Regions from separate parts of the Homo sapiens genome. Here region 1 is linked to region 2. A link is a loop called in an ENCODE intact Hi-C map of the cell type or tissue named here. Cell type or tissue: right lobe of liver. All regions are shown on one strand. Links, peaks and the distances in the headings refer to the core of each region. The heading gives the core; the rest is flanking DNA. Region 1 has its middle 42 kb from the start of ULK4. Region 2 has its middle 19 kb from the start of TRAK1.

Region 1 (14,978 bases), core at 3,153-11,152, 68 kb after region 2:
CCGCACCTGGCCCAAATATATTATTTCTTAGAAATGAATGTGAATCTACCATTATCTCAATGCAATTTTTAATTACAAAAAAAATCATTTTTAATTACAAAAAAACTGTATGTAAATGGGCATGCCCATCAGGGAGCATGCCAGAGCAGATATGCTGGAGCTCTCATAGTGGATCTAGAATAGACATGGTGCTGTTACCAACAGTGAAGGCTTTCAAGAAAAAAAAAAAATTAGACTATTTGAAGTATAACTGACCGATCAGATTCCTTCCAGTTCTGTAATTTAACAATCCTAGAGCTGGGGGTTCTTTGAGATCATCTAGTCCAACCTACTCATTTTCTGGAAACTGTGGGCAGAAAAGTAGTGTGTGTCCACAGGAGCATCAAATTAGCGGTAGACCCGTTAACTACTGCTTGTCTGCCAAATATGTTCTACTTTCTTTACACCTTTACCAGCTGTCTGTCACTCCCTATATCTATGAGATTCAGTTAAGGCTGGTAGAAAATTTTGAAGTCATTCATTCTTTGGAGTCCCTGATTTGTTCTGTAGTGCCAGATGACAGGCATGTGGATTCTGCCCCTGAGGAGTAGGGACCAGTTTTCCTCTCCTACTCTCAGCTTGGAGGAAGCAGATGGCAGGCGGGGCCCCAGTGACAGCCCCAGTTCTGGGCCTGACTGAGCTGATGAACTACTTGGAGCAGCTGCTGACCTGCTGCTGCTGGAAGCCAGTGGAACAGGAACCTGGGAGGGAAGCAGAATGGATACAAGAAAGGAAAACAGTAATTGCCCTGGTAAGTCCTCCCTTCATCCAGCATGAGGCAGAAGTAGCTGCAACAGAGGCAACTGGCTTCCCTTGAGCCACAGATAGCCACTGTATTCTTTCCTTTTGTTGAATCAAATCGAAATTAATCTATGTTTACTTGCATTTGCCAGGCCCTCGTTAGTAACTGTGGGAAAATACAAAATAGAATATCTGATCCCTACCCATTAGGAACCCAGAATGCATCCAGGGACCCAAGGTGGAAATGTTGAAAGTGACCCAACAAAAGCAATTAAAAGGCTAGCTATATTAGCTGGGGTTCCCCCCAAAAGCAACATTGGAGAAGGACTCATGGGCAGATACTTTCTTCTGGAAAATGATCCCGTAGGATATGGGTAGAAAAAGAAATTGGGACCAGAAAGAATGAAACAGGAAAGAAAGAAAGCCTATTGAAGGATATAAAATTTCTGTAAACAACTGGAGCTTAGTCCCACTGAGGCCCCCTGAGGAACTGCGCAGAATGTAAGACAGAGGAGGAAATATTTAGCCACCAGTTCCTATCTCCCATTGGCCAACTTGATGCTGAGTTCAGGAGTGGTGGCTCACACCTGTAATCTCAGCATTTTGGGAGGCCAAGGTGGGTGGATCACTTGAGCCTCAGAGTTCAAGGCCAGCCTAAGCAACATAGCAAGACCCCATCTCTACAAAAGAAAAATTTAAAAATTGGCTATGGAAGTATGAAGGTATATGCCTGTAGTTCCAGTTACTCAAGAGGCTGAAGCAGGAGGATTGCATGAACCCCTGAACTCAAGACTGCAGTGAACTATAACTGAACGATGGCACTGCAGCCTGAGCAACAGAGCAAAACTCTTGTCTCAAAAAAAAAAAAAAAAGTAGATGCTGAGCAAAAAAAGCTAACTAAGATACAACATGGGACATATATAAAAGATGCCTGACACCAGCTTTATTCATTGCTGCAGTCCCAGCACCAACAACAGTGCCTGACTCATAGATGCCCCGTCAATAGATACAGAAAGAATGTCTGGGTGCGGTGGCTCATGCCTGTAATCCCAGCATTTTGGGAGGCCAAGGCAGGCAGATCACTTGAGGAGGATCACTTCAACTTCTGTTGAAGACCAGCCTGGCCAACAGGGTGAAACCCCGTTTCTACTAAAAATACAAAATTAGCTGGCATGGTGGTGCATGTCTGTAATCCCAGCTACTTGGGAGGCTGAGGCAGGAGAATCATTTGAACCCAGGAGGCAGAGGTTGCAGTGAGCAGAGATCATGCAGTTGCACTCCAGCCTGGGCGACAGAACGAGACTCTGTCTCAGAAAAAAAAGAAAAACAAAAAGAAAAAAAAAAAAGGGCGGGACGAGGTGGCTCACACCTGTAATCCTAGCACTGTGGGAGTCCGAGTCGGGCAGATCACCTAAGGTCCGGAGTTCCAGACCGACCTGGTTAACATGGTGAAACCCCGTCTCTACTAAAAATACAAAACAAATTAGCTGGGAGTGGTGGCACATGCCTGTAGTTCCAGCTACTCGGGAGGCCAAGGCAGGAAAAGCTCTTGAACCAGGGAGACGGAGGTTGCAATGAGTCAAGATCGCACCACTGCACTCCAGCCTGGGCGACAGAGCGAGACTCCATCTCAAAAAAAAAAAAAAGAATGAATGAAATACTGTAAAAAGTAGATCCATAAGTCATATATTGACAGTTTTGCGTGTGTGTCTATTTTTTTTGGTTTTTGTTTTTATTTTTTTTAGAGACGAGGTCTTGCTGTGTTGCTCAGGCTGGTCTCCAACTCCTGAGCTCAAGCAATTCTCCCACCTGAGATTCCCAAAGCGCTGGGATTACAGGAGTGCACCGCCATGCCCAGCCTGTGTCTGTTGGACTAGGCTAGGGTGATAGAGTAGTGGGTAAAACAGATGCATTCCTCAGCCTGGGCAAAATAGGGAGGCCCTGTCTCTACAAAAAAATCAAAAAACTAGTCAGGGATAGTGACATGTGCCTGTGGTCCCAGCTACTTTGGAGCCTGAGGTGGGAGGACTGCTTGATCCCAGGAGGTCTAGGCTGCAGTGAGCCATGATTGTGCCACTGCATTCCAGCCTGGGTGACAGAAGGATACCCAGTGTCAAAAAAGAAAAAAAAAACGGGTATATTCCTAGCCCTAATGGACCTTTCTGTCCAGGAGAGGAGTCAGATAATGTGATACACATATACATATTTAATTAGTTTGTGAAGGCCAGGCATGGTGGCTCACGCCTGTAATCCCAGCACTTTGGGAGGCCAAGGCAGGCAGATCACTTGAGGTCAGGAGTTTGAGATCAGCCTGACCAACATGGTGAAACCCCTGTCTCTACTAAAAATACAAAAATTAGCCAGGCGTGGTGGTGTGCGTCTGTAATCCCAGCTACTCGGGAGGCTGAGGTGAGAGGATCATTTGAACCCGGGAGGTAGAGATTGCATTGAGCCAAGATCGCACCACTGCACTTCAGCCTGGGTGGCAGAGTGAGACTCTGTCTCAAAAAAACAAACAAAAAAAAAATAGTTTGTGAAAAGTGCTATGAAGAAAAAGATGCAGGTGCTGTAAGTAGGATAAGAAGGGGGTTTATGATAAATCAGTTGGTTGAGGAAGATCTAAGGCGCTAACACTTAAGCTGAGACCCAAAGGAGGAACAGGAACCAACCATGCAAAGTGGAGGGGCAAGATCAGACCCAGAAGTGGGAAAGGCCCTCGATGGCTGGAGCCATGGTGGGGTTTCAGGGAAAAGCCAGGCAATGAGACTTCATGGTTCTGGTAAGGAGTAAAGAGTTTTAGGTAAGACTGACATGGTCACATTCACTTTCTAAAAACCTCCTTCTAGCCGCTGTGTGGAGGATGAACTCAAGTGGATAATCAAAAACCTCCACACTGCTGGCTGTGGAGGGTGTGAATACCAGACCACATCAAGACCAGCACAGAAGGGTCAGCTGCCACAGCATCTCCTCTACCACCACTACTGCCACCAGTAATTCTTCAGGAATATGCTAAAACCCACTGTAACATAAATGGGTTCAAAAATGGCAATTGGTAGACTATCGGGTTCCATAGCTGAAGGTTAATTAAAACCAATATTTCTAGGCCGGGTGCGGTGGCTCACGCCTGTAATCCCAGCACTTTGGGAGGCCGAGGCGGGCGGATCACGAGGTCAGGAGATCCAGACCATCCTGGCTAACACGGTGAAACCTGTCTCTACCAAAAATACAAAAAATTAGCCAGGCGTGGTGGCGGGCACCTGTAGTCCCAGCTACTCGGGAGGCTGAGGCAGGAGAATGGCGTGAACACGGGAGGCGGAGCTTGCAGTGAGCCAAGATCGTGCCACTGCACTCCAGCCTGGGCGACAGAGTGAGACTCCTTCTCAAAAACCAAACCAAACCAAACAAAACAAACAAAATCAATATTTCTAGCCTGGGCAACATAGGGTGACCTTGTCTCTACAATTTTTTTTAATTGGCTAGGTGTGGTGGTGCATGCCTGTGGTCCCAGCTACTCAGGAGGCTGAGGTGGGAGGATTGCTTGAGCATGGGAAGTAGAGGCTTCAGTGAGCCATGATTGCACCACTACATTCCAGCCTGGGCGACAGAGCAAGACCCTGTCTAAAAGAAAAAAAAAAAAACTCTCAGACAATCTTACAATTAGTGTGTGAGGGAAAGGGGAAAAATGTTTTCTATTATTACATGTGTAGGAAATGGAACAATTACAACAAACAAAGTATCAGCTTGAATTGAACTGAGAGCACCCCACATGATTGTGGGGTATTCATCTATAATCACCCCAAACACATACATACTCTAAGAAAAGAGCTTGAACCTGTCACCATTTCAGAAGGAGAGCAGAGTCCAATTATGTTTCATCCACATGCACATTATCCTGAAATCTCTTTTTTTTTTTTTTTTTTTTGAGACAGGGTCTTGCTCTATTGCCCAGGCTAGAGTGCAGTGGTACGATCTCAGTTCACTGCAACCTCCACCTCCCGGGTTCAAGCAATTCTCCTGCCTCAGCCTCCCGAGTAGCTTGGATTACAGGCACATGCCACCGTGCCCGGCTAATTTTTGTATTTTTAGTAGCGATGGGGGTCTCACCATGTTGGCCAGGCTGGTCTCGAACTCCTGGCCTCAAGTGATCCGCCCACCTCAGCCTCCCAAAGTGCTGGGATTACAGGCATGAGCCACAACATTCGGCTCCCCCTTTTTTTTTTCTTAGAGACGGTGTCTCGCTCACTGCGCTGCCACCCCCCTTTTTTTTTTCTTAGAGATGGTGTCTTGCTCTGGCACCCAGGCTGGAGTACAGTGGTGCTATGATCACTCACTGCAGCCTCAAACTCCTGGGCTCAAGCGATCTTACTGCCTCATCCTCCCAGGTAGCTGAGACTACAGGTGCATGCCACCAAGCCCAGTTAATTTTTTTTGAGGGGGGGTAGAGATTAGGGGGCACATGTCTCACTATGTTGCACAGGCTGGTTTTGAACTTCTGGCCTCGTGATCCTCTACCTTTGCCTCCCAAAGTGCTGGGATTATAGCTAGGAGCCACCGTGCCCAGCCATCATAGAATATTTTATGCCAGATTTTAATCTCACATTTATTGAGCACAGTTTGCACCAAGCACTGTGCTAAGTAGCACTGCACTAAGTGCTTTATTTTTTTAATTTTTATTTTATTTATTTATTTATTTTTGAGACAGAGTCTTATTCTATCACCCAGGCCAGAGTGCAGTGGCAAGATCTCAGCTTACTGCAACCTCGGCCTCCAGGGTTCAAGCAATCCTCTTGCCTCAGCCTCCTGAGTAGCTGGGACTACAGGCGTGTGTGCGCCACCATGCCCAGCTAATTTTTGTATTTTTAGTAGAAATGGAGTTTTGCCATGTTTGCCAGGCTGGTCTCGAGCTCTTGACCTCAGGTGATACTCTTGCCTTGGCCTCCAAAGTGCTAGGATTACAGGTGTGAGCCACTGCACCCAGCCATGTGCTAAGTGCTTTAGTAACATCAGTTCCTTCATTCTGACAGCAACTCTATGAGACAGCTATTATCTGCAGTTTATAGATAAGGAAACTGACCCTTGGATAAGTGAATTAACGTATACAGTCATAAACTATTGAAAAAGTCAGGCTGCTAGCCCCATATGACTGATTAAACACTTTGCTTTTGTCTCTGCGAAGTAAAAGAGAGTCAACCTCAGTCTTGGGTAATGGGAAGAATGAAGAGGAGAGGAATGGCACGGGAAAAGAATTCTAGGATTAAGACATGAGGGGCTGGGCATGGTGGCTCAAGCCTGTAATCCCACCACTTTGGGAGGCTGTGGCAGGTGGATTGCTTGAGCTCAGGAGTTCGAGACCAGCCTGGGCAACATGGAAAAACCCCGTCTCTACTAAAAAATACAAAAAAATTAGTTGGGCATGGTGACATGCACCTTTAGTCCCAGCTACTCAGGAAGCTGAGGTGGAAAGACAGCTTGAGCCTGGGAGGCAGAGGTTGCAGTGAGCCGAGATTGCGCCACTACACTCCAGGCTGGGTGACAGCGCCAGACCCTGTCTCAAAAAAAAAAAAAAAAAAGACATGAAGACTTGTGTTTATAAACCAGACTTATTGTGCATGGATTTTTTAGACATAAGAAAAACCATGAATTAATAACAATAACTTCTTTACAGCATCTGGTCTTTTGCCTTGAATCCATCTACTTTCCTCAGACAAACCAGATGCTATCATTCTTGTGCTGTAAACTCTTCAACAACGCCCTAGTGACCTAGGGGTATAGCCCAAACTTTCACTCAGGGAACAGTATTCTTCACTGGCCCCCATCCATCTCTTTAGCCATCTGCTCCACCACACTTTTTTTTTTTTTTTTTTTGAGACAGAGTCTTGCTCTGTCGCCCAAGCTGGAGTGCAGTGGCGCGATCTTGGCAAACTGCAAGCTCCACCTCCCAGGTTCACGCCATTCTCCTGCCTCAGCCTCCCTAGTAGCTGGGACTACAGGCTAATTTTTTGTATTTTTAGTGTAGATGGGGTTTCACCGTGTTAGCCAGGATGGTCTTGATCTCCTGACCTTGTGATCCACCCATCTCGGCCTCCCAAAGTGCTGGGATTACAGGCATGAGCCACCACACCTGGCTTTCTCTGTCTTTATTGGGTAGCCACCTCTGAGCTCTAACAATTGTTCCGATGTCTAAATGCAAACCCAATGTTGTCTTATCTCCTAGATTTTCAAAAGAAGTCAGAAATCTGGATTGCAAATAAAATCTACCTGTTTTAGGCCAGGTGCAGTGGCTCACACCTGTAATCCCAGCACTTTGGGAGGCCGAGGCAGGTGGATCACTTTAGGTCAGGAGTTCAAAACCAGCCTCATCAACATGGTGAAACCCCCTCTCTACTAAAAATACAAAAATTAGCTGGGTGTGGTGGCACATGCCTGTAGTCCCAGCTACTCGGGAGGCTGAGGCAGGAGAATCACTTGAACCCAGGAGATGGAGGTTGCAGTGAGCTGAGATTGCACCACTGCACTCCAGCCTGGGCAACAGAGTGAGACTCTGTCTCAGAAAAAAAAAAAAAAATTATGACCATGAATCTCAGGTGAGCTTTACTGCTGCTGAACAATTAATAACTCTCTAATCCAGTCATTCTCCCACTCTTCATGAAAACTACAACACATTTTTTCTTTTCATATCCAAGTTCTAGCAACTCCCTCCCCATCTTCACTGTCAGATGGTGACTTTGTTTCTTATCTCACTGAGGAAATGGAAGGAATCAAACGAACTTGTTTTTTGTTTGTTTGTTTGACGGAGTTTTGCTCTTGTTGCCCAGGCTGGAGTGCAATGGCGCGATCTCGGCTCACCGCAATCTCCACCTCCCAGGTTCAAGCGATTTTCCTGCCTCAGCCTCCCGAGTAGCTGGGATTACAAGCATGTGCCACCACGCCTGGATAATTTTTTTTGTATTTTTAGTAGAGACAAGGTTTCTCCATGTTAGTCACACTGGTCTCGAACTCCCGACCTCAGGTGATCCACCCTGCTTGGACTCCCAAAGTGCTGGGATTACAGGCGTGAGCCACCATGCCCAGCCCAAAAAAACTTCTACAAGCTCCCACCACTATGTCTACCCACCTAGTTGTGACTGGGACCAAATCATCTATTCACCCTACTGAAATTAGTGATGAATTATCCCTGCTCCCATCAAAAGCCGACTCCTCCCGTGTGAAGTAGACCCCATTCCTTCTCACCTACTGCATTAGGGTGAATGGTGGTCCCCCAAAATGTATTTCAGGTCCTAATATCCAGAACCTATGAATGTGACCTTATTTGGGAAAAGGGGATTTGCAGATGTCATTAAATTTTTTTTTTTGCGGGGGGAATGAAGTCTCACTCTGTCACCCAGGCTGGAATACAGTGGCACGATCTCGGCCCACTGCAACCTCTGCCTCCCAGGTTCAAGCGATTCTCCTGCCTCAGTCTCCAGAGTAGCTGGAATTACAGGCGCCTGCCACCAACATCTGGCTAATTTTTGTATTTTTAGTAGTAGAGATGGGGTTTCACCATGTTGGCCAGGCTGGTCTCAAACTGCTGACCTCAGGTGACCCGCCCACCTTAGCTTCCCAAAGTTCTGAGATTACGGGTGTGAGCCACCACACCTGTCATTAAGTTAATGATCTTGAGATGAGATCATCCTAGGTTACCTGGGGAGGCCCTAAATCCAATGACAGTGTCCTAGTAAGAGAAAAGCAGAAGGAGATTTAAAACAGACAGAAGAGTAGAACGCACACAGAGGAGAAGCCAATGTGAAGGCAGAAAAGAGAGAGATGCATCCACAAGCCAAGGAATGCCAGCAGCTGCCAGAAGCCAGAAGAGGCAAGGAAAAAATTTTCCCCTAGAGCCTACAGAGGGAGTACATCTCTGCTAACATCTTGAGTTCAGATTTCTGGCTTCTAGAATTCTGAGAGAGTAAGTTTTTGTTGTTTTAAGCCACCAAATTTGTGGCAATCTGTTATGGTGGCCCTAGAAAACTAATATACCTGCTTGGGTATATCATTACAATTTTCTCCCCTCCTTCCTCCATCATCAGTTTTTTTCCTCTCTACTGGGGCATTCTCACCAGCATACAAACATAGTTATTTCTTCTGTCTTTTTTTTTTTTTTTTTTTGAGACAGACTCTTACTCTGTCACGCAGGCTGGAATGTAGCGGCATGACACTGCAACCTCCGCCTCCTGGGTTCAAGTGATTCTCCTGCCTCAGCCTCCCAAGTAGTTGGTGCCTGCCACCACACCAGGCAAATTTTTGTATTTTTTGGTAGGGATGGGGTTTCACTGTGTTGGCCAGGCTGGTCTCGAACTTCTGGCCACAAGTGATCCACCAGCCTCAGCCTCCCAAAGTGCTGGGATTACAGACTTGAGCCACCATGCCTGCCCTATATTTCTTCCATCTTGAATAGAAGAAAAAAACTCTCTTGACTTTACTTCCACCTCTAGATGCCACCCTGTTTTTTGTCATCCTTCATAACAAAGCTATTTGAAAGAATTGCTTATCGTCACTGTCTCAATTCTGTCCATTTTTTCCTGAAACCCATTCCACTGAGACTACTCCACCCAGTCAAGGTCACCATTGACCTCCACATTGCTACATTTAGGGTCCATTATCAGTTCTCCTTTTACTTGACCTCTCAGCCACATTTGACACAACTTTTGTCATCTTTCTTCTTGGAACACTTTCTTTACTTGGATTCTAGGAAACTGCACTCTACACTCACTCCTTAGTGATCTCATCTAATCTCAAGGCTTTAAACACCATCTACACATAGATAACTCCAAGTTTATACTTCCAGTCCAGACTTTCCCTCTGAACTCCAGACTCATGTAAACAAACTTCCTACTTGACACTGGCATTTGGATGTCTAATAGGCATCTCTACCTTATTATGCCCAAAACTGAGCTGCTGGACTTCTAAAAATTCTACTATTCCACAGTTTCCTAGATTTCAATTGTCCAGGCAGAAACCTTATATTTATCTCTGACTTCTCCCTTTTTTTTCACCCCACATCCAATTTATCAGGAAAACCTGTTGGTTCTACCTTCAAAATATAATCCAGAACCTACTTCTTACTGCCTTCACTGCCTCCATCCTAGTCCAAACCACCATCATTTCTCCTGCATTCCTGCAAGAACCTCCTAAATTCTTACTTGTTCACCTGCCCTCTGCCCCTGCCCTACCTCAGTCCATTTTTCAATGCAGTAGCCAATGATCTTGTAAAATGTGAGTCACATCGTGGCTCTCCTCCGTTCAAAACCCTCCAATTGTTCCCCATTCCTCCCAGAATGTAAGCAAAAGTTTTTACAGGGCCAGGAGTGGTGGTGCACACCTGTAGTCCCAGCTACTTGGGAGGCTGAGATGGGAAAACTGCTTGAGCTCAGGAGGTTGAGGCTGCACTGAACCGTGTTTGTTACACTGCACTCCAGCCTGGGTGACAGAGTGAAACCCTGTCTCAAGAAAAAAAAGTCTCTACCATGGCCCACAAGACCTACACCGTCTACTCCCCTCATCCCACTGACTTCATTTTCCTCTTCTCTCCAACTCACTAACTTCACAGGAAAAATAGTCTCCTTGCTGTTCCTTGAACATGCCAGAGACACTGTCACCTCAGAACTTTTGCACTGGCCATTTCCTTTGCCTGGATTGTTCTTCCTCTACTTATCCTTATGGCTCTTCTCCTCATCTCAATAAGACTTATTTTTTTTTTTTTTAAGACAGGGGTCTTGTTCTGTCACCCAGGCTGGAATGCAGTGGGATGATCATAGCTGTCTGCAACCTCGAACTCCTGGGCTCAAACAATTCTCCTGCCCCAGCCTCCTGAGTAGCTGGGACTATAGATGCACATCATCGTTCTGGCTAATTTTTTATTTTCATTTTTGTAGAGACAAGGTCTCGCTATATTGCCTAGGATGGTCTCAAACTCCTGGCCTCAAGTCATCCTCCCTCCTGGTCCCCCAAAGTGCTGGGATGATAGGCATGAGCCACATGGCTCACCAATGAGGCCTCCTTGAACCATCTCATTAATACTGCCACTTATTTTCCCCCGGCACTCTCAATGCCCCTTACCCTGCTCTGTCTTTTTTAAAATTTAGCACATTTTAATATATTATATTATTTATTTTCTTAAACCCTCTTAATTCACAAGGTAGTCTTATTCTCAGATGTATTCTCAGCACAACGTCTAGAACATAGTAGTTGCTCAATAAATATTTGTTGATTGGATCAAACCTTCAGGATCTAACCAAAGATCCATATGACTTGGAATACCTTCATTGATTAACATTTTACTGTTTTGTTGGATGTGGAGAGTGTAGTAATTCTCATTTCTCATATCAAAGTTAAAAGATCTTGAGAATATTTCCTGAACCTCCTTAACTTCCCTTTCACAACCCATTATAAAGTGACCACCTATCAAAACCTTGCTAGATCCTATTTGTATTCAAGTTATACAATAATATTCTTGGGGTAATGGGTGTCCCATACTACTTTCCGTTTATGGTATGTTGACACCAGCTAAATCTCAGCTTTTATGGACTTTGAGCTCATCTAATCCTCTTCCTAAGCTACTAAAGAGTATTTTTTTTTCTTTTTTCTTTTTTTTTTTGTTTGAGACTGGGTCTTGCCCTGTCACCCAAGTTGGTGTGCAGAAGAAGCACAATTGTAGTCTACTGTAACCTAGAACACCTGGACTCAAGCAATCCTCCCACTTCAGCCTCCTGAGTAGCTGGGACTACAGGCGTGTGCCACCACATCTGGCTAATTAAAAGAAATTTTTGTAGAGACGGGGGTCTCACTGTGTTGTCCAAGCTGCTCTTGAACTCTAGAACCCAAGGGATCCTCCCACCTTGGCCTCCCAAAGTGTTGGGATTACAGGCATGAGCCACCATGCTCAGCCCCAAGCTAAAGAGAATTAGTCACAGTTTATCCTCATGGAAAAATACCTCTGCTATTTTAATTCTTTAGTTGCTCTTATTTAAATCTTTCCAAATTTGTATGCCTTTCTGAGTTTCTGGTAACTGATATTTTAAGTGTAGCAACATGCTTCTAGCTCTCTCTTTCTATGTTTTGTTTTGTTTTCCCCTGAGCAATCTTGACCCAAGCCCAGAGTCCATGGAAGTTCAAGGGTGGGCATCAGGGAGTATATTTGTTAGGGTGGACAAAACTGAAATAAAAAATAAGTAAACCTGCTGGCGCGGTGGCTCATGCCTATAATCCCAGCTGTTTGGGAGGCCAAGGTGGGTGGATCACTTGAGGCCAGGAGTTCAAGACCAGCCTGGGCAACATGGTGAAACCCCGTCTCTACTAAAAATACAAAAATTAGCCAGGTGCAGCGGTGAGCCCCTGTAATCCCAGTTATTCAAGAGACTGAAGCATAAGATTTGCTTGAACCTGGGAGGCAGAGGTTGCAGTGAGCCAAAATGTGACACTGCACTCCAGCTTGGGTGACAGAGAAAGACTCTGTCTTAAAAAAATAAATAAAACCTAAAATGTCATGCCACAACACAGCAGTTTGTTTGTTTTTTGAGACAGAGTATTTTTTTATATTTTATATATTTTATATATATATATATATATATATATATATATATATATATATATATATATATATATATTTTGAGATGGAGTTTCACTCTGTCGCCCAGGCTGGAGTGCAGTGGTGCAATTTCGGCTCACTGCAACTTCTGCCTCTGGGTTCAAGCAATTCTCGTGCCTCAGCTTCCTGAGTAGCTGGGATTACAGGCACCTGCCACCACACCCAGCTAATTTTTTGTATTTTTAGTAGAGATGGGGTTTCACCCTGTTGGTTAGTCTGGCTCGAACTCCTGACCTCAGGTGATCCACCTGCCTCGGCCTCCCAAAGTGCTGGGATTACAGGTGTGAGCCACCACGCCTGGCCAAAATATCTACTTTTATTCAATTTATTTTATGTTATTCTGAAAATGTTTTGTAAAGAAAAAGCTTTATCAGTTCAAATTACAAGATTATGGTTTTAGCTCACTTTATGTTTCACTTGGAAGCATGAGATTTTATGATTGGCCCAGCTGGGTCATGGCTGTTGGGACTAAAGTTTAGGGCCTGTTACCAAAAGAAGATGCCACTACATATGGTCAGGCAAGGTACAAGAATTATCACACCATGTTATGACATCTGAAAGAATTATTTGATAAGAACTGGGAAAAACCTATTGTAGGGGACAGTGCTGGGGCTCTGCCCATATCCCCCACAGCCTTACAGCTGTAGTGGAGCCAGCACCAGCTGCCAGCATGCTGTCCTAATCCTCTGGCTACTGAAGCCTGCTCTGCTCGATGCAGTGGGTTGGAAGTTATGGGGAATTGAAGATCTTCCAGAAGTCCCTGTTCCTTTGTCTCTTCGGGCAGTGTACGTTCTCTGCTGGCTTCCAGACTTCCTTCAAGTGATTGGGCTCCAGTTATTTTTGCTTGATAAAGCACCCTTCATCAGCAGCTACCTTCCTTTCCTGTCTCAATTCTCTGTCCCCCTGCCGGTGTTTCCTGGGATCACTTCCAGATAAATTGCATATCTCAGGGGCTACTTTAGGGGGAACCCAAACTAAGACACTTCTCTTACTGTTACTGTTTTGCATTTGGTCAGAGTTTAGCACAAGGCCTATGTGTTGGCAACTGTTAAAGTAAGCACAGATCCTCCAAGGAAACTTCTTAGACACTGTGATGATGCCACATTGGGCGATGAGGTGAGGAGTGGCAGGGTCAGCTGTTTCTGTGCTGCAAGTACTGTGAGAAGAAAACAAAAGTAACAACCATGCACTGCTCAGCACTAGCTAGTAGAATGTTTTCCTCCTGGTGTTACTAAATTTAACACATTTAACAAAATCATGCAGTCGACCCATATGAATAGATTCCTGTTGCTCTGACTGGGCCTTAGATATAAATAAGCCCCAAAGAAATGACCTCCAAGTAGATTGTAAGAACTTGGCAAAGATGAAGCTAACTTAGCTAAGGGCAAGTATCAGGGAGAATATATTTATTCTTCCAAAACTCATGCCACATAGACCAATTAAATTGAGGACTCAGCAGCAGCAGGCTCTTAAAGGAAGGTACCAGGCTTGTCACTTTAATCGACCAAGAAGGACTTTCAGGAATAGAAATGAGGAGTGTTTATGCCTTTCATTTTATTTGAATCACTGAATGTAACAGGACACAAAAACTACCCCAACCCATGTGGGATGGTTTTTGCAACAGAAGCACAAAACCAAGACCAAAATGCAGGAACATCTATGGCTGATCATCTTGGACATTGCTGCAGAGAGGGTGGGTATTTCTTTTGACAAGAACTCAAATTTGTGTTTGCTTCCATTTAGAAGCCTTGTCCAAAGCATCCTTCAAGGTTGCCCATCCCAGGGGCACGCAGAAGAAATAACACACAATTTGAAGAAACTTGAAGTCATTGTTTCCTTTACCACCCTCCTCCCATTTCAAAACTCTGTTGGATAGAGCACATTTTATTGGTTCTTTTTCTGCCCATCTCAACTGTTTTGAAAGTTTTACAGCGTGTTTCTATTTCTTTAATATATTTATTTTTAAATGTTTAACAATTTTATATTTATCAAAATATGACATTAATTTTTTTCTTGCATCAGCCTACATCATGCTTTGAGACATTAATCTTACTTAAGAATACACAGTAGGAGCCAGGTGCGGTGGCTCACACCTGTAATCCCAACACTCTAGGAGGCCAAAGGGGAAGGATCACTTGAGTCCAGGAGTTCAAGACCAGCCTCTGCAACATAGGGAGACCCCCTGTCTCTACAAATAATAATAAAAAAATTAGCTGGGCATGGTGGTGCGTGCCTGTGGTCCCAGCTACTTAGGAGGATTAGGCAGGTGGGAGGTCAGGGCTGCAGTGAGTAGTGATCATGGCACTGCACTCCGGCCTGGGTGACAGAGTGAGACCCTGTCTCAAAAACAAACAAAAGGCCAGGGCGCGGTGGCTCATGCCTGTAATCCCAGCACTTTGGGAGGCCAAGGTGGGCGGATCACCTGAGATCGGGAGTTTGAGACTAGCCTGACCAACATGGAGAAAACCCATCTCTACTAAAACAGCAACAACAACAAAATACAAAATTAGCTGGATGTGGTGGCACATGCCTGTAATCCCAGCTACTCAGGAGGCTGAGGTGGGAGAATCGC
Region 2 (14,978 bases), core at 3,772-11,771:
CCTGGGGTGGGTGGCCCAGGTCCCCTGCCCCACTCTTCTCAACTCAATGATCAACAATTCCGGCCCCCAGTTTGTCAAGAGTACTTAACGCACGGTTGTTCAACGTTATGCCAGTTTGCTACTGAACTCAAATTTGCTGACAAAATACACGTGTGCAAGTTCCTAATATTTTCTCCCCGCTACCCTCAACCGATGTCATTTCTGTGACTCAGAACCTTAACTAAAACTCAAAGCTGTGTGACACTGAGGAAACTGTGTTATGTCCCTGGGCCTCAGACCCCTCATCTGGACAAGGAAGGGATCGAGCAACCTTCAACACACTGCCTTCCAGCTATACCACTCCAGGAAGTACAAAAGAGGGCAGGTGGAAATGCAGAAGGATTTGTGCACCCTGGTAAGTCCTTCTCCACTCCCTGGTGCAATGATTGTGAAACTATTCTCACCCACACACAGGTAACTTCCAGTAGGAGATCACGAGCAGACAGAGCTGCCCTTTGTAAACAATAAATCACTGATTTTGCAAGGGGTTAAAAAAACAACAAAAAAAAAGGAGCTTCCAGCAGGGCGCAGTGGCTCACGCCTGTAATCCTAGCACTTTAGGAGGCCGAGGAGGGCGGATCACCTGAGGTCAGGAGTTTGAGACCAGCCTGACCTACATGGCAAAACCCCATCTCTACTAAAGATACAAAAAAATTGCCAGGCATGGTGGTGAGCGCCTGTAGTCCCAGCTACTCGGGAGGTTGAGGCAGGAGAATTGCTTGAACCCGAAGGCAGAGGTTGCAGTAAGCCGAGACTGCACCATTGTACTCCAGCCTGGGCAAGACAGCAAGACTCTATCTCAAAACAAAAAAAAAAAAAAAAGAAGAAGGAGCTTCCTTCACGACAAACTCAGAGATTGTAAGGAGAAAATGAGAACCAGAGCACCAGGTTGAAGCCCAAAAGGTGACAAGGAGAAGCTAGTCCTGGGTGATCCCCTCCATGGCCAGCCAGGTACCTGAGCTTTCAAGGTTTCCTCTTTCTGGGCAGAGGCATCTGATATACCAAGGGATTTTACTCAGCAATTCTAAACAAGCAGGTCCAAGTATGGCAAAAGTTTTCAAAAAGGGACTAATTGTTCTCCGGGATTATGTCAGTGTTCTATTACTACTGTAACAAATTACCACAAATTGAGTGGCTTGAAATAATAGCCATTTATCCGATCACAGTTCCATATATTGGAAATCCAGCATGCATCTCAACAGGCTCCAATCAAGGTGTCACAGGTGTGAGTCCATTACTGGGGGCTCTGGGAAAGAACTGATATCCACACTTATTCAGGTTGCCGGTCTAATTCAGTTCCTTGTGGTTGTAGGACTGAAGTCCCTGTTTCCTGCTGGCCGTCAGCTGGGCACTAGCCTTTGTTCCTGTGTTCCTTATGCTTTCCATGAGCTCCTGGAGGCTTCTCTCCAGATTTTGCAAGTGGCTCCCACCCACATTCCAGAGCCAATGACAGCATATGGAATCCTTTTCACACTTGGAATTCCATGACTTCCCCTTCTGCCTCATCTTTCTTTCTTTCTTTCTTTCTTTTTTTTTTTTTTTTTTTTGAGATGGAATCTCCCTCTGTCTCCCAGGCTGGAGTGCAGGGGCCTGATCTTGGCTCACTGCAAGCTCCGCCTCCCAGGTTCACACCATTCTCCTGCCTCAGGCTCCCGAGTAGCTGGGACTACAGGCACCCGCCACCACACCCGGCTAATTTTTTGTATTTTTAGTAGAGATGGGGTTTCACTGTGTTAGCCAGGATGGTCTCGATCTCCTGACCTCATGATCCGCCTGCCTCAGCCTCCCAAAGTGCTGGGATTACAGGCATAAGCCACCGTGCCTGGCCTCTGCCTCATCTTTCTAACCTCCTCTTCTGCCTTCCTTTTCTGTTTTTACAGGCTCAAAACACGGTGCCCACTTAGATCATCCAGGACAATCTCCCTATCTTAAGGTCAAGGGATTAATAGTTCTAATTCCATCTGCACGGCACAGTCCCTTTACAGAAGTATCTAGATCCGTGCTTGACTGAATAACTAGTGGGTAGAAATCTTGAGGGGATGAGTTTAGATTTGCCTCCCACAGGGGCCTTTGATTCTGAAGGCATAAACTGTCTCTGGAGCCCCCATGTTACCCCAGCTTAGTGGGAAGGCAAACCAGAGTCACCTCACAGCCACTCAGACCCTTTGCCCCAGAAGGTCAGATTTAGATCTAACATACCAGACAGGCCTGGATTTAGTCCCACCTCAACCATTACCTACTGACAGCAGCCTCTGGCCAAGTTCTGAAATTTCTTTCGTCTACAAAACGTGGTGCCACCACCCACTTGTCAAACTGCGGAAGAAGTAGACACAACGAAAGTGGGTGGCTGCCAGGCCTGGGATGGTAGGTCTGAAACTGGATAAAAGTCTGAGACGCTCTCTCTCTTCACAGACAATAACATTCTATACTTAGAACACCCCACAGTCTCTGTCCAAAGGCTCCTAGTTCTGACAAATACTCTCAGTAAAGTTTCAGGACACAAAATCAATGTACAAAAATCAGTATCATTTCTATACGCCAATAATGTCCAAGTTGAAAGCCAAATTAAGAACTCAGTCCCATTCACAATAGCCACAAAAAGAACAAAATACCTAGGAATACAGCTAACCAGGGAGGTGAAAGATCTCTACAATGAGAATTATGAAACATTGCTGAAAGAAATCAGAGATGACACAAACAAATGGAAAAACAGTCCAGGCATGGTGGCTCACGCCTGTATCCCAACACTTCGGGAGGCCAAAGTGGGTGGGTCACTTGAGGTCAGGAGTTCAAGGCCAGCCTGGCCAACATGGTGAAACGCTGTCTCTGCTAAAAATACAAAAATTAGCTGGGCATGGTGGCACACATCTGTAATCCCAGCTACTTGGGAGGCTGAGGCAAAAGAATTGCTTGAACCCAGGAGGCAGAGGTTGCAGTGAGCCTAGATCATGCCACTGCACTCCAGTGTGGATGACAGAGCAAGACTCTGCCTCGAGGTAAAAAGAAAAAAAGAAACACTTTCCATGCTCATGGATAGGAAGAATCAATATAATTAAAATAACCATACTGCCCAAAGCAATTTACAGATTCAGTGTTATTCCTGTAAAACTCCCAAGGATATTCTTCACATAATTAGAAAAAAACTATTCTAAAATTCATTTGGAACAACAAAAACAACAAAAAGCCCAAATAGCCAAAGCAATTATAAGCAAAAAGAACAAAGCTAGAAGGATCACACTTACCTGATTTCAAACTATACTACAAGGCTACAGTAACTGAAACAGCATGGTACTGGTATAAAAGCAAACACATAAATCAATGGAACAGGTTACAGAGCCCAGAAGTAAAGCTGCACATCTACAACCATCTGATCTTTCACAAAGCCAACAATAACAAGCAATAGGGAAAGGACTCCCTATTCAATAAATGGTGCTGGGATAACTGGCTATCCATATACAGAAGATTGGAACTAGACCCCTTCCTTCTGCCACATAAAAAAATCAACTCAAGATGGACTAAAGAATAAAATGTAAAAGCTAAAACTATAAAAATTTAAGAAGAAAACCTAGAAAATGCCATTCTAGACATGAGCCCTGGCAAAGATTTCATGACAAAGACTCTAAAACCAATTACAACAAAAAACAAAAATTGGTAAGTGGGATCTAATTAAACTAAAGAGCTTCTGCACAGCAAAAGAAACTATCAATAAACAGAGAGCCCACAGAATGGGAGAAAATTTTTGCAAACTATACCTCTGATAAAAGTCTAATATCTGGCCAGGCCTGGTGGCTCTCACCTGTAATCCCAGCACTTTGGGAAGCCGAGGCGGGTGGATCACCTGAGGTCAGAAGTTCGAGACCAGCCTGGCCAACATGGTGAAACCCCATCTCTACTAAAAATATGCAAATCAGCTGGGCGTGGTGGCGAGCACCTGTAAACCCAGCTACTCGGGAGGCTGAGGCAGGAGAATCACATGAACACAGAAGGCAGAGGTTGCCATGAGCCGAGATCGCACCATTGCACTCCAGCCTGAGCAACAAGAGGGAAACTCCATCTCAAAAAAAAAAAAAAAAAAAAAAAAAAGGTCTAATATCCCAAATCTATGAGGAACTTAAACAAATTTACAAGAAACAAAAACGTTTAAAAATGCGCAAAGGAGGCTGCGTGCAGTCACATGCTTGTAATCCCAGCACTTTGGGAGGCTGAGGCGGGTGGATCACCTGAGGTCAGGAGTTTGAGACCAGCCTAGCCAACATCATGAAACCCCATCTTTACTAAAAATATAAAAAATTAGCTGGGTGTGGTGAGGGGCACCTGTAATCCCAGATACTCGGGAGGCTGAGGCAAGAGAACTGCTTGAATCTGGGAGGCAGAGGTGGCAGTGAGTCGAGATCGTGCCACTGCACTCCAGCCTGGGCAACAGAGCAAGACTCTGTCTCAAAAAAATAAAAAATAAAATTTTAAAAATTTTAAAAATGGGCAAAGGCCATGAACAGACACTTCTCAAAGGAAGACATACACATGGCCAAAAAGCATATGAAAAAAAAGCTCAACATCACTAATCATCAGAGAAATGCAAAGCAAAACCACAATAAAACACCATCTCACACTAGTCAGAATGGCTATTAAAAAGTCAAAAAGTAATGGATGCTGGTGAGCTTGAGGAGAAAACGGTATGCTTATCCACTGCTGGTAGAAATGTATTATAAATTAGGTCAGCCTCAGTGGAAAGCAGTCTGGAGATTTATCAAAGAATTTAAAATAGAACTACCATTCAACGCAACAATCCCATTACTGGGCATATACCCAAAGGAATAGAAATCATTCTACCATAAACACATAAGCACATGTATCTTCATCGCAGCACTCTTCACAATAGCACTTGAGCCCAGGAGTTCAAGACCAGCCTGGGCAACATAGTAATACCTCATTCTTTTTTTTTTTTTTTTTTTTTTTTTTGAGACTGAGTCTCACTCTGTCACCCAAGCTGAAGTGCAATGGCGCTATCTCAGCTCCCTGCAACATCCCCTTCCCATGTTCAAGCAATTTTCATACCTCAGCCTCCAGAGTAGCTGGGATTATAGGCGTGAGCCACCACACCCAGCCAGACCTCATCCTTTAATTAAAATTTTTTTTAAATTTTTAAAATAATAATAAACAATAGCAAAGACATGGAATCAACCTAGATGGCTATCAGTGGTGGACTGGTCAAAGAAAATGTGGACATATACCACAGAATGCTACGCAGCCATAAAAAAAGAACAAAATAATGTCCTTTGCAGCAACATAGATGGAGCTGAAGGCCATTATCCTAAGTGATTTAATGCAGGAACAGAAAACCAAATACCACATTTTCTTATTTGTAAGTGGAAGTTAAACACTGAATACACATGGACGCAAAGAAGGGAACAACAGACACCAGACGATGGGGCCTACTTGAAGGTGGAGCGTAGGAGGAGGGTGAGGATTGAAAAACTACCCATTCCATTAGGTACAGTGCTAATTACCTAGTTGATGAAATTATCTGTACACCAATCCCCTGTGACAGGCCATTTACCCATGTAATAAACCTATACATGTACTACCTGAACCTAAATAAAAGTTGGGAAAAAAAAAAAAAAAACTAGTCTGAGACTCACCCTTGGGATCATAAGCATTTTGCTGCTGAACATTAAATGAAGGCATGTTTTCAACATTTTGTTTCTATCTGAGGAACAATCACCCTAGAAAGCTAGCTAACTTGCAGACAGTCACTTGGAATCAGGGTGGGCACTCCAAGACCTTGTCTCTCATCTGTGGCCAGCTCGCTCATGAAGGGCCTTGCTTAAGCTGCAACCAGCCCTACAGTCTCCCTGTTCTCTAGCCAGGGCAATTCTTTTTCTTGCCATTTTACAGCTTCTTTTCTGAGCAAACTGATGCCTGCGTAGAAGGTGATGAGACCAACATGTGCTCTTTTAAAGCGTCGACAGCCCCAGCACTCTTGTAATTGTAAAACAGGCCAGTGGTCTGGTACTATGCTCAGTAATTAACATGCATGACCCTGTTTAAGGCTTACAACCTATAAAGTAATATCAGCACCCACTTTTTACAAGAGAGGAAACACAAAGACTAAACATTGCCTAGGATGCGAGTCTAGCTTTGAATGGATCCAAAGACACTGCTTGCCCTATGATGGCTCTAAGTAACACTGCTCTTAAAGGAGCTCATGGTCCAGTGGAGAATCGGACATTCCATGTGATCCTTGACCACTGACCATTCTCCTACATCTGTCCACTCTCTCTTAAAACAACCCTCTTGTCGTAACAGGGGCAAAGGAACTCAAAGCAAAGACTCGCTGAGACTGCTCAAGTCCATATATGAAATATGCATACTCCAGCTAGGACAATGATGGGGTCTGAACTCCGGGGTCAAGTTGGGTTGGGGGCAGCTGACAGGCAACCATGCAAAGAGGTCTGTTCCTCCCGTCTTTCATCTTACCACTCTCCTACCTCATTTGACCTTTCTGGCACGCCCATCAGTCCGGGTCAGCTCCTTAAATAACTGGACAAGTGGCTGCGCAGTGGAAAATATCATGTAAAAGTTGAACAGGTGGGAGATGAGGAGATGAGTTGCAGGTTTACAGCAACAATGCCAGGTGAGCAAAAAAGCAAGGCTGTCAAGAAGCCGTTATCCGCCTCACAGGACCCTCATGCTATACACCTCACAATGGGCTTTCACATGCCCTAGGCCACAGGTCCTGCCCGTACAATAATCATATGCTAGAGCTTCGTAGAATCATCCCCATTTTGTGAGGCAGGGGTTGGGGAAAAGGCTTGGGCAAAGATTAAGTGACTTAATCAAAGTTTATCTCAAATAATTGTAGATGTAGGACTGGGAAGCATTTCTGATCACTGGAAAACTGCAACTACTGCTACACTATGCTGTGAAGGGAAGCAGCATCTTGGAAGACGGTGTGTGTGACCACCCACAGAATAAGAAAGATTTAGACGAGCCGACAGCAGCAACTATAGTCAGAAAGTCGGAGCAGTGTCAGGGTAACCAAAGGCGCAGGGAAGGAGATGACAAAGGGTCAAGGACAACTGCCAGAGCCTCTTGTGAACTCCTGGGAGAGCCCCCAGGGCCTCCTGAACAGCACAAGCCAGAACAGCTAGGGGCCCCAGGCAGCCCCTGTTACAGATTCTGCTCGAATGACTTCAGGGCAGACTTGTATGTGGACTGGGGGCTGCACGTGCATGCTGTCATGCGTGTCTGTCCTCTCTTGCTCTCATTTCATATACACTCAGGCCCACGAACACACAAACACACATATGCACACAGATAAACACAAAATAAATGCCACTTTTAAGGCTAAACCTTTCTCTGGCCCTGGAAAAAGGGAATCCCCCCAAATAATAAATCAACGGTCACTCAAAGAAAAATTCCACAACTCAAGGCAACTGGAGAAAAATAACTCTGACCCAATTTAGTTCCAGAATCCAGCCCTCTCTCTTCTCTAAACCTTGTTTAGGACAGAAGCAAACACCCCAACACATGCACTGCCCTCAGTAAACACCTATGAAGTAAAGAGAAATCCATTTAATCGATCCACATCTCATGAATGAAAACTGCTGTCATGTGACCAAATCCCCGTTTCCAAAAATAATTCTGCTGCAACTGAGAGAAAAGAAATCCCAAACCACGCTGCCTTCTGTAAGCTCACGCCTGTCTCCCAAAATGAGGAAGAAAAAGAGAAAGAAAAAAAAAAAAGCTGCACACTGACAGCCTTACATAACGGTCTGCATCTCTCCCTGGCTGATGGCAGCAGATTTATAAAATGCCATAAATAGCTCCCTCTCCTGCCACAGGAAACCAGGCTAAGAGGCTGAGCTGCAGAGCCTGCGTACAGCTGGCCTCCTCCTTCGTTTACAATGGAACCTTTACGAGCAGAGCTTTCCGGCACAAAGCAAGTTCAGTGAGACCAGCTGGCCCAGGTCCAGTGAAGATGCACCACCTGAAAGACCCAAAAAGCTGAGTCAGACATTCAAAACTTGGCTGGCGACTCCCGAGAGAGACAGCACTCCCAGGCCAGTGTAGGAATGGTGACCACAGGACATTGCTCTGCAAAGGGGCTTCTCCAGCAAACCAGGCCAACGGGCTTGCTGTTTTGGGTACATAGTGGCCTCCGGACGCTTAATACTGCCAGCCAAGGGGCACGACGCCAGCCTGACAGGCAGCTGGCAGGATGGAGGCAGTTCTCAGAGAGGCATCCCAGCAGGATATTACATGCCCCACTGTAACGTCCAATCAGAAAATCAGAACCTGAAGCAGGGTTCTCTCCACATTCTCAGGACACCAGGAGGAATTCTGGAGGCTGGCCAAAGCCAGGAAGGGTGGTAGGAGTGGTAATCTCATCCCAAATCCCTGTTGGAAATCTGAGACTCCAGGCTGAAAAGCTATTGCTTTGAAGAGGAAAACTTTGCCTGAGAAGGGTTAGATGTCCCGAAGCAGGATGGCCTGCAGCCCACATTGCATGTGTCATCACTCTGAATGGCAGGGGGTCTCTGGGGGAGAAAGAAAAGGGGGAGAGAGAGTGGGTATCTTTTTTTTTTTTTTTGAGACAGACTTTCGCTTGTCATCCAGACTAGAGTGCAATAGTGCGATCTCAGCTCACTGCAACCTCCATTTCCCAGGATCAAGCAATTCTCCTGCCTCAGCCTCCCAAGTAGCTGGAATTACAGGCGCCCACCACCAAAACCAGCTAATTTTTGTATTTTTAGTAGAGACGGGATTTCACCATGTTGGCCAGGCTGGTCTCAAACTCTTGCTCTTGGGTGATCAGCCCACCTCAGCCTCCCAAAGTGCTGGGATTACAGACATGAGCCACCACGCCCTACCAAGAGTGGGTATCTATGGGAAGGCAAGCACCTGGGGCCTCATGCCTCCCAGTGAACAGGCCTGGATTAGGAATGAACCTTATCCACCCAAAAACAGCGGCTGCCAAGCTGTCACAGCCTAGGATAAAGTTAACAAAATAACTAGAGTGAGAAAGAGGTCCGGGAATATGGGACATGGGTAGGAGAGGAAGAGAACAGTTCTGTTTGTGATTCCTCCTTAGGTCCTGGCTTTCACTGCACTCACTCCGTAGGAGGAACTTGGCTTTTAAAAAATCATGACTCCAACAAGGAAAAGAGCAATATTGGCTGCCACTTACTGCAAAGTGACTGTGTGCTTAGCCAGGCCTGGGTGCATTACCCCAAGGAGTTATTTGTCCAAAAACTCACAGCAGCCCATGAGGCCCACAACATCACCCTCCTCAAGTCACCAATGGGGAAACTAGGGCTGGAGATAACTTGCCCACAGGCCTAAGAACCAACAGGTGAAGCTGGTGTTGAACCCAAGGCTGTTTATTACAATAGCTCCTGGCAAACATGCTAATAAATGCATAATATAAACATCAATGTACTTCACTGTATTCTTATTTCACCACTTACAGATTTAAAATTTATCAGAACAAACAGTTGGGACATAAAAAGAACCAGCAGGCACAAGCTACTGTGCCACACCTTCTGTATCTTTATTAAAGACAATTCAGTGCTGGGCATGGTGACTCATGCCTGTAATCTCAACACTTTGGAAGACCAAGGCAGGAGGATTGCTTGAGCCCAGGAGTTGGAGACCAGCCTGGGCAACATAGTGAGGCCTCATCTCTACAAAAAATAAACAAAATTAGCCAGATACAGCAGTGCGCACCTGTGGTCCCAGCTACTTGAGAGGCTGAGATGGGAGTATTGCTTTAGCCCAGGAGTTCAAGGCTGCCGTGAGCCATGATGGCGCCACCACACTCCTGCCTGGGTGACAGAGTAAGATCCTGTCTCAAAACAACAGCAACAACAATAAAATTCAGTAATAAAAGTTTTCAGGAAAAAAAATGTCACTAGTGATCAAAGAAATGAAAAATAAAACAAGTATGAGATACTATCATGTTATCTGTCAAACTGGCAATTAATTATATTAATTATTTATAATTAATATAATTATAATTATTATTCATAATTATTATAATTATAATAATTATTATTATTCATAATTATTATAATAACTATTGCTGCTGACAAGGGTGCAGGTAACAAGCTCACTCACACCCAGGAACATGAATCAAAAGCAATTCCAGGCTGGGCACAGTGGATTAAACCTGTAATCCCGGCCTTTGTGGGGCCAAGGCGGGCAGATCACCTGAGGTCCAGAGTTTGAGACCAGCCTGGCCAACATGGTGAAACCCTGTCTCTACTAAAAATGCAAAAATTAGCCAGGTGTGGTGGCGGGCACCTGTAATCCCAGCTACTGGGGAGGCTGAGGCTGGAGAATCGCTTGAACCCGGGAGGCAGCAGTTGCAGTGAGGGGAGACTGCGCCACTGCACTCCAGCCTGGGTGACAGAACAAAATTCTGTCTCAAAAAAAAAAGCAATTCCACTTCTTCAGTTATTTTCTAAGAAAAATCATAACTGCATACAAAGATGTAACTTTCCTCAGCAGTTATATAACTGTTAAAAATTGGAAAATGAAAATGTCTAATAATACTGATTTTGATTAAATAAGGCATGGTCCTCCCATATATCATGTCTGCACATTTTTCACCACAACGCCATTTCCAGTAACACTGCAGAGAATCACATGGTGGCCAAGAAAAGACGCTCTAGAGATAGATTAAGTGGGAAAATTGCAGGTCACAAAACAAAGTACAGAATATAGTATCCCTATTTAAATAAAAGTGAGACATGTAAAAATATAATTAAAGAATATTTCCAATAGAATTTCATCTTCACAGGCAGACCATCCCCACCCAGAGAAATACATCCAACAGTCCTCAGTTACCTCCTTATTAGGTACTTGTCTGACCTCCAACATGACAAACCCAGCCCTCCCCTGTTGACAGCTAAGTGAGCTTAGCACCACTGCACCATCCGACCCACCCATAACTTTTCTTTTTTCTTTTTTTTTTTGAGACAGGGTCTTGCTGTGTCACCCAGGCTGGAGTAAAGTGACACAAGCAAGTCTCACTGCAGCCTTGACCTCCCGGGCTAAAGCAATCCTCCCACCTGTAGCTGAGACTACAGGCATGCACCACCACGCCCAGCTAATTGTGTGTGTGTGTGTATATACACAGTCAGGGTCTCACTATGTTGTTCAAACTCCTGTGCTCAAGTAATGCACCCACCTCAGCTTCCAAAGTGCTGGGATTACAGACATGAGCCACCATGCCTAGCCTCCACAACTTTTAAACAGCCTGACATGAGCACATTTCCTAACCATGACTACACAGACACAAATGCATTTCCTAAAGTACTTCCACTATAAGTTCAAATCCTGTAGGGACAGAAAGACACAGTCAGAATAGGTCACTGTATGATGTTGGCCAAGTTAAAATCAGTTAACCCCTACAACCCTCAGTTTTCTCATCTATAAAATGGGAAGCTGTTACAAGGATTAAACGAGCTAATACAATAATGTAAAGAAAAATGCACTCTAAGCATACAGTTAATGTTCAATAAATGACTGCTCTACAGTTACCACTGAGGTAATTTCCCATAAGTAGTAAGGGTTAACTTGTTGGCGAAATGGAGACCCTATTTCAATAGGTATTGTCCTACAAACAGACTATGTGCAAATTTCAAGTAGAGACGAATTATATTTCATTCCTTAAAGACTCACTTCTACCTGTTTTAGTTCACTGTTGTGTCCTCAGTGCCTGGAACACGGTAAAACTCAAAGAGTGCAAAATGAACTTAATGATTCACTCTTTATGCCCAAGGCACTGAAAATAACCAACCCAACTCTTTTCTCTTAACTACAGCTAATGGACCACATGCAGTGGCATGCCTGTAATCACAGTGCTTCGGGAGACCAAGGCTGAAGGATCATTTAAGGCCAAAAGTTCGAGACCAGCCTGGGCAACATAGTGAAACTCAGTCTCTACAAAAGATTAAAAAAGAAAAAAAGTTAGCTGGACGTGGTGGCACACCTGTAGTCCCAGCTACTTGAAAGGCTAAAGTAGAAGGATCGCTTGAGCCTAGGAGTTCAAGGCTGCAGTGAGCTATGATCACACCACTGCTGCTCTCCAGCCTGGGTGGCAGAGTAAGATCCTGTTTCTTCTTTTTTTTTTTTAGACAGAGTCTCGCTCTCTTGCCCATGCTGGAGTGCAGTGATTATGATCTTGGCTCACTGCAACCTCCGCCTCCCAGGTTCAAGGGATCTTCCGCCTCAGCCTCCCATTACAGGCACCCACCATCACGCCCGGCTAATTTTTGTACTTCTGTAGAGACGGAGTTTCACCATGTTGGCAAGGCTGGTCTCGAACTCCTGACCTCAGATGATCTGCCCGCCTCGGCCTCTCAAAGTGCTGGGATTACAGGAGTGACCCACTGCGCCTGGCCATAAGATCCTGCTTCTAAATAAATAAATACATTTTTTGAAAATTCACATGGAAAAAGGTGATTGCCAAAAAAGAAAAAAAAACTAACTACGTGATAGGCCAATTACAAACATATCAATATCAACCTATAAAGCACAATGGATATTCACTGAACCAACTGTCGCATTAGGAAATGAGAAGAAAGTGTGTGAGGGGCTTCCTGACTAACACTACAGAATGACAGTCCACCAGGATCACATTGCCGTCAACTTCTGAAATTAATCTGCAAAACTTACAAAGCCTGAAAAAAAAAAAAATCTCATCTAAGCACTAAAGGGGAACTGGAAGTTTTTGTTTTAAGGCATGTATTTTGAAAAGTTTCATTTCTATTTCCATATTAGCTTCTCAATGTGCACTGAACTACAGTGAAATCACAGCCTTGTGTTTTTGAAAACAGATTCTGCAGCTATGGAAACTGAATCTGTCACTATATTTTGACTTCACTGTAGGATCGAGTGAGAAGAAACATCTCAGCCCGGACACAGCCACTTAGCTACATATCTTGTTCTTTTTAATAAAAAATGTGCTTAACCATAATTGACAAAGTCCTTAAATACCTAATTTTCAGAACAAACTGTATCACATAAAAGTTCCTTCAGTTAACAATTCCTTCAGGCTCGTGTGAAAAAGTACTTGATTTTATTAATTCTAAATAATCCCTAGAGAGGCAAGGGGGTTTTGCTTGGTCCACAATTAAAAGTCAGATTCTAGACTTAAATCAACTTGAGTACAAAGAAGAAATTCTCTACGAAGCACTAACACACACATCTGGGAAACGACAGCTCAAATTTTATCAGCCACTTTTGATAAGTAATCCAAAGCAGACCTCAAGATTACTCAAGAAGTAGCACAAATAATTAGGAATGTGTGGTATTGAGAGAAGAAGCCAAGAGCCTCTGTATAAGAATCCCCCAGGAAACAGTGAGGTCAAGGACCAAAGACACAGAGGGGCTAAAGGGAGCACATCATCCCTCCCCCCAGCCCCTGAAAAAGGCACCCCATTAGCCTTTCTCATTGAAATTAACAGGGCCGTTACTAGGAAACGGGTCCAAACAGTCATGTACACACCAAGTGAATAAACAGTGACAGCTGGGCCTTCAGTGACCATGTCATGGGATGGCAAGATGGCCTTAGAGTGAGTGGGCTGTGATAAGCCAATGCATAAAAGTAATAGCAAGATAGGAAATGAAAACAGGAAACACACAGGCTACAAACTGCATGCATGGTAGGCAGGGAGGACTGAGCCGTGCCTAAGCTAAGGAATACTAGCTCCTCACTGGTCCTTGCTGGGCACTACTTCCAGAAGCACCAACGGCGGAAGGTCCCACTTCTGCACGGCTCATGACCTTGCTGCTTGGGGTGGGGGTGGGGGTCGATGTCCACACCCAGCCTTCCCACGCTGGGTGCTCTCTCTCTCTCTCTCTCCATGACCATCCCATTTCAGAGCAAGTGAATCCCTCCATGGACTTAGGGGTTCTAACACACTTCAGAGCTTCCCCTTCACAACTAAAACTTTTCTTTTTTTTGAGACAGAGTCTCACTCTATTGCCTAGGCTGGAGTGCAGTGGCACAATCTCAGCTCACTGTAACCTTTGCCTCCGAGAATCAAGAGATTCTCGTGCCTCAGCCTCCCAAATAGCTGGGGCTACAGGTGTGTGCCACCATGCCTGGCTAATCTTTGGAATTTTAGCAGAGACGGGGTTTTGCCATGTTGGCCAGGCCAGTCTTGAACTCCTGGCCTCAAGTGATTTGCCTGCCTCAGCCTCCCAAAATGCTGGGATCACAGGCGTGAGCCACTGGACCCAGCCTCAACTAAAACTTTAATAGGGGTTTGTTCTGTTGGAAGGGTAGAAAAGGCATTTTTGGCACAAGGAATAAGAAAACCCTTTAAAAGCTCAACATGGAGTTAGGATTCAAGAGATAGCCAGGTGTGGTGGCTCAAGCCTATAATCCCAGCACTTTGGGAGGTTGAGGCGAGTGGATCACTTGAGCCCAGGAGTTGGAGACCAGCCTGGGAAACATAGTGGAACACCATTTCTATAAAAAAATTAAGAATGAGACAGGTGTGGTGGTACACGCCTATAGTCCCAGATACTTGGGAGGCTGAGGTGAGAGGATAGCTTGGGCCCAGGAGGTCGAGGCTGTAGTGAGTCATGATGGCACTACTGCACTCCAGCCTGCACAACAAAATGAGACCCTGTTTCTTAAAAAATAAATAAAACTATTCCAGTACTTCCACAATTCTGTGGCCCAATTATGTTGGGTAAAGGCTATTCAGTTTGATATTGTCTGATTAATATCAAACTGAATAGCCTTTACGCAACATAATCACAAGCTGAGTACCCCAAATCTGAAAATTCAAAACCCAAAATGCTCCAAAATCCAAAACTTTTGAGCACTGGCATGGTGTTGAAAGGAAATACTCATTGAAGTATTTTGGATTTCAGAATTTCAAACCTGGGATGTTCAATCCGCAAGTATAATGCAAATA

The links. Peaks named below come from ENCODE experiments on the same cell type or tissue, not always from the same donor. Only the 100,000 strongest peaks of a DNase experiment are listed, where the experiment ranks them.
Region 1: a loop joins it to region 2, with 2.5 times the contacts of the local background. A loop is called at or near these places in 39 of 110 quality-filtered maps.

The regions. Positions count from the first base shown.
Region 1 is chr3:41,996,460-42,011,437 of GRCh38, reverse strand. No RefSeq gene overlaps it. Among named protein-coding and RNA genes, the nearest start is that of ULK4, 42 kb to the right of the region's middle. RefSeq lists a silencer at 11,948-12,159. In right lobe of liver, for the core only: no CTCF peak of the experiment used is centred there; no DNase peak of the experiment used is centred there.
Region 2 is chr3:42,065,361-42,080,338 of GRCh38, reverse strand. It overlaps a transcript of TRAK1 not described here. Among named protein-coding and RNA genes, the nearest start is that of TRAK1, 19 kb to the left of the region's middle. RefSeq lists enhancers at 8,014-8,143, 8,757-9,468. In right lobe of liver, for the core only: no CTCF peak of the experiment used is centred there; DNase peaks (open chromatin) are centred at 8,058 and 8,128; H3K4me3 peaks cover 1,030 bases; H3K27ac peaks cover 3,493 bases.